Regions from separate parts of the Homo sapiens genome. Here region 1 is linked to region 2. Evidence: chromatin loops called from intact Hi-C (ENCODE). Cell type or tissue: psoas muscle. All regions are shown on one strand.

The links. Hi-C counts contacts between places; a loop is a spot of excess contacts. Peaks named below come from ENCODE experiments on the same cell type or tissue, not always from the same donor. Only the 100,000 strongest peaks of a DNase experiment are listed, where the experiment ranks them.
Region 1: it touches region 2 in a loop (2.3-fold over the local background); 1 of 110 quality-filtered maps calls a loop at or near these places.

What each region holds. Positions count from the first base shown.
Region 1 is chr14:64,443,020-64,447,019 of GRCh38, reverse strand. It overlaps MTHFD1 (methylenetetrahydrofolate dehydrogenase, cyclohydrolase and formyltetrahydrofolate synthetase 1), which reads right to left. Exons shown (of 28, transcript NM_005956.4): 22 at 2,286-2,327. Among named protein-coding and RNA genes, the nearest start is that of AKAP5, 20 kb to the left of the region's middle. RefSeq lists an enhancer at 1,383-1,432. In psoas muscle, no CTCF peak of the experiment used is centred here; no DNase peak of the experiment used is centred here; H3K27ac peaks cover 347 bases.
Region 2 is chr14:64,123,059-64,127,058 of GRCh38, reverse strand. It overlaps SYNE2 (spectrin repeat containing nuclear envelope protein 2), which reads right to left. Exons shown (of 116, transcript NM_182914.3): 71 at 1,849-1,980; 72 at 580-732; 73 at 252-461. Among named protein-coding and RNA genes, the nearest start is that of MIR548H1, 30 kb to the right of the region's middle. In psoas muscle, no CTCF peak of the experiment used is centred here; no DNase peak of the experiment used is centred here.

The DNA.
Region 1 (4,000 bases), 320 kb before region 2:
AAAAATTAAAAAATTAGCCTGGTGTGGTGGCGTGTTCCTGTTCTTCCAGCTAGTTGGGAGGTTGAAGCGGGGAGACTGCTTAAGCCCAAGAGTTAGAGGCTGCAGCTATGATCACGCCTCTGCAGTCCAGCCTAGGTGACAGAGTGAGACCCTGTCTGTAAAAAAAACCCCAAAAACCGGCTGGGCGTGGTGGCTCATGCCTGTAATCCCAGCACTTTGGGAGGCCGAGGCGGGTGGAACACGAGGTCAGGAGATCGAGACCATCCTGGCTAACACGGTGAAACCCCGTCTCAACTAAAAATACAAAAAAATTAGCCGGACATGATGGTGGGTGCTTGTAGTCGCAGCTTCTTGGGAGGCTGAGGCAGGAGAATGGTGTGAACCCAGGAGGCGGAGCTTGCAGTGAGCCGAGATCACACCACTGCACTCCAGCCTGGGTAATAGAGCCAGACTCCATCTCAAAACAAAACAAAACAAAAAAACCCACCAAAAACCAAGTACTACAAACTAAAGGGAAGCAATTAAGGAAATGTATCTTTAAGTATGTTTACTGCAGCCCTGCTTGTAGCATTGGAAAATTATAAACATAAACCTCCTCCAAGGGGGACTGGGCCAATGAATTATGACATATACACTCAATAAATATTTATCATGCAGATGTTATGAAAGTGAGACCCATCTGTGTTAACATGGAACCTGTCCAAGATGTACTAAAGGTGCAAAACCATGGAGAGCTTAATTATTCCATTTTAGGACAAACACAAAAATACATGTATATAATTCATGAAAAATTTTTAAATGTCGAGAAATATGCACCGAACTGTTAAGGGGACTCAACTCACATATATTACATTCTTATAATGTTTAATTATTATTTTTTACAAAGGGTATATTACTATTGTAGGCTTAACAATACATTAAATATTTTAAAAATAAAAGAGTCTTCTATAAAAATACATATACTGAATCATCGAGCAAAACCCAGCACTAATGTTTGTTGATCCCAAAAAAGCAGAAATAGGTAGGATAAAAGGTGGAAAACAACTAGGTTCATTATAAATGTGATTTATGCTTTTTTCCTTTAATAATTGAAAACTGAGATTATGATTTATTTGAGCTTCTAAAGAACACTGCTAATTCTTTACCTCTAGTCACATGAAAACCAATTAATATGTAACGCTGATCAAGAACAGTTTTAAATAAGTAGAATTTCTTAAATGAAGACACCAGCTGGGCCAGCTAGGGGCAGTCACTGTAATTAGACACAGGAAAGGCTGTGGGGTGGCAGGAGGGCCAGAACTGTGAATTCCCCTCCTACGCGTGAATCAGACAAATGACCATAAAAGGCAAACCATAACTCAGAAGACAGGCAGACTGAAGGTACCAGCAATTTTTTCTAGCCAGTTTTGAAATACTTCATTTGGGGCCTGAACAGTGACCCTGTATTGCTTGATAATTTAAAAGCCTTCCAAAAAGGCAGAAAAATTGAATTAGCAGTGACAGCAGGTGACCTTGCCACCTTATCTGATGGCCTGTCTTTCCTGTAACCACCCCAAACTGGCTTTAGAGATGTTTCTTTGATGGTAAATGACATAAATATGAAAAGATTTGAGCTCACAGTTGTTCTCTAGCCTCCTGTTTGATGCTATAAATATCCAGGAAGCTTTGTCTAGAAAAACAACCAGAATCCTGACCATATATCTTGGCCCGTTAATATGGATTTAAATCGGCAGAGGAGAAGCCATTTCAAAAAAGGTCTCTACTTGCTTCTGATCTGAATGGCATTTGGAACTTACCCAGCCAATGCAGGGAAGACAATGGAAGGGAACTGCTATTAGTCTAGGACAGGGTTTCTCAGCCTCACACTCCGACATTTGAGCTGGATAATGTTGTAGGGGCTGTCCTGTGCATTAAAGGATGTTTAGCCAGCATCCCCAGTTTCTACCCACTAGATTCCAGTAGCACTCCCCACCTCCAGTTGTAATAATAAAAAAAGTCTCTAGACATTGCCAAATGTCCCCGGGGTCAAAATCAGCTGTTGAGAATCAACCACTGGTCTAGGGCAGTGGCTTATTGACACCCTATGTGGGACAATTCTATTTTGTGAGGTACATCTTCCCTATCTACTCATTTAATATAACTCCTCAGCACACTGCAGGCCTTTTGGCACCCTGCACCCTGGGTCACAGCAATAACCCATTCATTTCCACATGGGCCAGGTGGAGAAATGCTGATTCAAGGTGTGGTGCTTTCTAGGACACGTGATGAGAAATAACTCAGGTTACCTCCTGTATGTAAGCCTTGGGAAGAGGCAGTCCAGCAGTGACCTGGAAGGAAAAGAAACAGAGTCAGAGGCATTTCCTATTTAAATCTCCTAGCTTAAAATGGTGCTTTTCATGTGTTAAAGGCAAGACGCTGCAATGCTTGCAGGCTGTACAGTAGTATAAGATTATTTCCTGCCCTAAGGACTTAGGGTATGTGACCAATCACACAGCACAGAACAAAATCGACTGCTTTGGGCAGCGTGGAAGACCTCTATGACCTGAATTAAGGAGGTGAGAAGGACCGGATCGATGGCAGGAGAGGTGGAAAGGGGTGTACCAAGCAGGTGCAGTGACTCGAGTGAAGGCCATAGCAGTGGGGTTGGAAGTCAAGGGGAGTGTGGGGAAAGAGGAAGCGGTCGGGCCTGCGGAAGTCACCCTGGGATGTCTGTCGATAGAGCCCGTGATGAGCCCTGCCATGGTTTCATGAACTGGTCCACAGTGCCAACCTAGCATTGGTGGAGCTGAACCGTGGTGCAGGGTCAATACAAACAAGAGGGAAAACAATACAGAAGGATTTTCTTTCTCTTTTGTAGAGTATATCTAAAGGATGGAGGTGTCTGGTGCCTCCCCGCCCCGCCCCCCAGCCCCCAGTCTTGATCTATGCCGTGGCTCAGCCCTGCTGCATCCACAGAAATGAGCAAATGGGTGAAGGTGTCCATTTCATGGGCCCCACCATGGGCAGTGGATAGTGATTAAGAAGCTCTGCCCTCTTCCATTGCAGTGAGACTATGTGCTCCAACTCCAGAAGGGGCTGTGTGGAGGCAGAGCAAGAAGCAAGGACCTTACAGGTAGCTTCCCGTCAGCAAGCTAATGAGAGCAGGAGGCCTACTCTCTTGACAGAGCCATATGTGCAAATGTTCCCCTCCATGCACAGCATTATGGGACATTATCCTGACTGTGAGGTCAGGAGGAAGCAAGGAAAGGAGGTGTGATGGTGTGAGGGTGAGTGAGGGGTGTAAGAGAGAGGAATGTTAGTTGTGACTGGGAAAAAAAAGGGAGTCTATCCTGTGCTACTAGCAGAAAGGAGTGTGCTGGGTTGGGAGTGCCTTTGGCACTCAGGGATAACTAAGACTGGATAGGGGTGCTGGGGTTGTTATGGCAGCATTCCCAGTGTGCTCCGGGGACCCAATCCTTTGAAGGGGTCCATGAAGTCAAAACTATTTCCATAAGATTCTGTAACATCTTATGGCCCTTTTACTCTCATTATCATTCTCTCATTGAGCATATAATGGACTTTTCCAAAGGTTATGAGACATGTGATGTCACAACAGATCAAGTGCTGTCTTCAATTAAGCCAGACCCAGAGAAGATCTGAAAAATGTACAATGCCTAAATTTTGCTGGGAAAAGATAATGCATTTTCATGTTTACAAAGTTCTTTATGTTTACATGTAACTCAGTTTTAATTTCTAATATGGTAAATATCAATAGCTATAACCCATATGAACAAAAACTCTTTTAGGCTCTCAATAACTGTCAAGAGTGTAAAGAGGTTCTGAGGCCAAAACAGAGAACTGCTACATTAGGACAAACCCTGACCAAAACAAATTTGATTTTTATCCTGTAGGCCAGGGAGTCCTTATTTCCTAAGTTATAATACAAGCTCCTGGTGGACAGGAATTTAATAGTTTTTCAAATGATTTCAGAAAACCTAGCACCATGTCTTTTCATGTAGGC
Region 2 (4,000 bases):
AATCTCCTGACCTCAGGTGATCCGCCTGCCTTGGCCTCTCCCAAAGTGCTAGGATTACAGGCGTGAGCCACTGCACTCGGCCAGGGCTTCACTTTCAAATGATCTCCAACCATGAGCAACAAACAGAAGAGTCTCATCATTTCCCTTAGCAATTCTTATTAACAAATGTCACCAGGAATAGGAATAGGCATTAGGGGTTCATGCTGTAACTTAAAACAGTGCCAAAATAGGCTGTGTGCTCGGAATCATACCTGGTAACTGCGGTTGTAATCGAGGCCAGCTTTCAGGGACTTGCTTCTACAGACAGCTGCAGCCTGAGTGTGCTCCAGGCAGACTTGAAGGTTGTCAAAACATTCAAGGAGCAAGTTGGTGTTCTCGCCAGGCCAAGTCATGGCTTTCAAAAGATCACCCTTCTTGTCACTTAGCGCTAAATAAAGTTTCTTCAACTCAAGAGCCAGCGTCTGGAGTGGAGAGGAAGGAAGACAATGAATGAGCTCTGACCTCAAGAGGCTTCCACGTGGGCTTAACTCACGGGGCTGCTGTAATGGCCAACACATGGGCTCGTGAGAAGTGCCCTACCTCGTAGTGCACCTGCTGGCCAGAACCATCCTCCCTGTAAAGTCTGGGCATCTCCAGCATCTCCTCCACACTGCTGAGGCACTGACTGAGGGTCAGGAATAGTTCAAACAATTTTTTATCCAAATTGATATATGCTTCTTCTGTCATATTTTCCTGAATCAAGAGGAAAAAAGAAAAAGAAAATTAAGATACCTTTGCCTTCCTAGACCTATATTTTGCCTAGTTTCCATTATAGTTTATGATTTATGTTATGCTTCTTTTGTAATAAGTTGCTTCAAACGCTTTGTGAACTAGGTAGCAGAACAAATAAATAAACTTACGATGTTAAACTTGGAGAAAAATGAGTTTAAGAAGCTCAACGTTAGGTAGTTATTTGAGTACTGCATGGAACTAAAAGGTAAATCATGAGATGAAGGATCCCTTAGCAGGGCGATCCAGGTGAAAGTGTGGTCCCAGATAAATTACACTGTCTCCTTTACCACTGTTTCCCACCCTCCACATTCTAATGTAGGAGAAAGCGGTTAATGAAATCAAGTATAGCTGGGAGAAGGAAAAGAAGTCACAAAAGAGAAGCTTGAAGGGGTTGATTACAAAGAGGAGGTACAGTGTCTTAAAAACAGGAGCAGGCTGCAGAGGAGGGGGAAAGTGTCATTTATGAGCCGATTGTGAGAATCAAGGCTTAGGTGTATGACTCCAAGCACGTCCCCAGTGTCATGCATTGCGCCTGGTGAGTCTGGGAGCCACAGATCTGTTTTAGCATAAGCTGCTGGGGCCACCTCTTTTTCTTTACCCACAGTTACCCTGAATTCTTGAACAGTTATAAGTAGTTTAGGAGCATGCCATAGCTAGTCATCACTCCAACTTGGGCCCTGTCTCCTACTATCTTCTCTGATAGACACCTCACATAACCTAGCATTAATTACCTCAGTATTAAGTCTGCTCAGGGTTGAAAACCATGCCTATACTCCCTCCCTACTCTCCTCTTCACCCTTCCAATCCCAGATCACCACTGCAGACGGCACTCATCAATCATGATCCTCTTTCCTGCTGATCCTGGACTCAGAATCCTTTGCACACAGTCCCTAGGGAACCACTACAAAATATATTAGAGTTGGCAAGCAAGATCAATTCAATTTGCAATCCTAGGACCCATTCCATTATGTGTTCCATGACTTGTTCAGTGACGACAATTATGACCAAGTCACAATGATGATATCTCCTTTGTTTATGTTATTACAATGAGGAAAACACATTGTGTGCAGCTTCTACCTGTGTCTGAAGGTTACTTGCTTCTTGGCGCAGGTCTTCAAGTTGGGTGGTATAGGTTTTCAGTTCTTCAGTTGTTGGGTATCTAAAGTTATACATAGTCACGCTGGGTAGAATACCCATATTTGTGGAAACCTATTTGACAAAGGAAAACCCTATTACTGACAGTTTTAGACCCTGCTGATGTTAATTAATTTATTTTTTTATTTTCGAGATGGAGTCTTGCTCTGTCGCCCAGGCTGGAGTGCAGTGGCATGATCTCCTCTCACTGAAACCTCTGTCTCCCATGTTCAAGAGATTCTCCTACCTCAGCCTCCCGAGTAGCTGGGATAACAGGTGCCTGCCACCATGCCCGGCTAATTTTTGTATTTTTAGTAGCGACGGGGCTTTGCCATGTTAGCTAGGCTATTCTTGAACTCGTGACCTCAGGTGATCCACCTGCCTCAGCCTCCCAAAGTGCTGGGATTACAGGCATGAGCCAACATGTCCAGCCTGCTGATATTAATTTAAATAGAAAAAGATGCCTTAGCATGCTGTCTTCTGAGCCACTTTCTTGGTGAACATTTTTGTCTATCTTGCCATTTATAAGAAAAAACAATTAAGTTTTAATATTTTGGACAGCTTTGAAAAGTCATGACTAGTTATATTTAGATACTTGAGGTTTCATTTAGATATCAAAATGAGAGGAAAGGCTGGGCTTAGTGGCTTATGCCTATAATCCTAGTACTTTGCAAGTAGAGGTGGGAGGATTCCTAGAGGCCAGGAGTGCAAGGGAGTTCAAGACCAGCCTGTACAACATAACAAGATACATTCTCTGCAAAAAAAAAAAAAAAAAATTATACAAAAATTTTTAAAGTAGCTGGTCATGGTGCTGCACACCTGTAGTCCTAGCTACTCGGAAGGCTGAGGCAGGAGATCGTTTGAGCCCAGGAGTTCAAAGCTATAATGAGTTTTGGTCATGCCACTGCACTCCACCCTGGGTAACAGCGAGAACCCGTCTCTTTTTTTGAGACGGAGTCTCGCTGTTGTCACCAGGGCTGGAGTGCAATGGCACAATCTCAGCTCACTGCAACCTCTGCCACCTGGGTTCCAGCAATTTTCCTGCCTCAGCCTCCCAAGTAGCTGAGATTACAGGTGCCCACCACCACGGCCAGCTAATTTTCGTATTTTTAGTAGAGATGGGGTTTCACCATGTTGACTAGGCTGGTCTTGAACTCCTGACCTCAGGTGATCCACACGCCTCAGGCTCCTGAAGTGCTGGGATTATAGGCGTGAGCCACTGCACCTAGCTGAGACCCTGTCTCTTAAAAAAAAAAAAAAAAGGTGGTGTGTGTGTGTGTGTGTGAAATCATTAATCTTTCAGTTTAGTAATAACAACATTCACGCTACAGGGCTAGCTGCTTATTTACCAGTTTACTTTTGACACAGCCAACTATTAGAATAGAATTCAAGTCTCTTCTAAGGGATGGGTTTGCATCTTGATTTGTTATTGAAAAGCTAAATAAGTACTGAAAATGAGCTGTGATTTCAGAAGGGTGAATGATTCAGAATTAGCTCCTTTCTCAAACTGGAAAGCTGACAAATAAAATGAAACAGGGTGAGGTGGTAGATGACTCTGCTTGGGGAAAGAACTAATAATGAGTGGAGTTCTCCTGTTTGCAAGAGACCTATGTACACGTTACAGTGTAATATGGAGAAACCAAGGTTAAGGGCCAACTGATGAGTTTGATTGAACTTTAATTGGTCAAATAAGGTCCTTAGCGGGAAAGAGGACAGCTGAGAAGTCCTATCAGACTGGGAAATTGGGAAATCACGGGTAACCTTTGCCCAGGCAATGTGAGTATGTGGTGGAAGGCAGAAGCCTGCCTTGTGCGCAGTGGGGCTGTTTTGCTCACCTGCTCCCTGTCTGGAGAGAGACAGTAGTGACTGACACAGCAAGCCAGCCTGATAGAGCCTGTGACGGCAGTGATAAGGAGGGCCAATCACAGGGAACACCGATTGGCCAGTGCCATCGGCACAGGCGTTGGCACATGGTAGATTCCAAAGAATTTTCTGATGAATGAATGACACTCATTGTAGCGCTGTATAGTTTTTAAAGTGTTTTTTTTTTTTTTGAGACGCAGTTTCACTCTCGTTGCCCTGGCTGGAGTGCAAT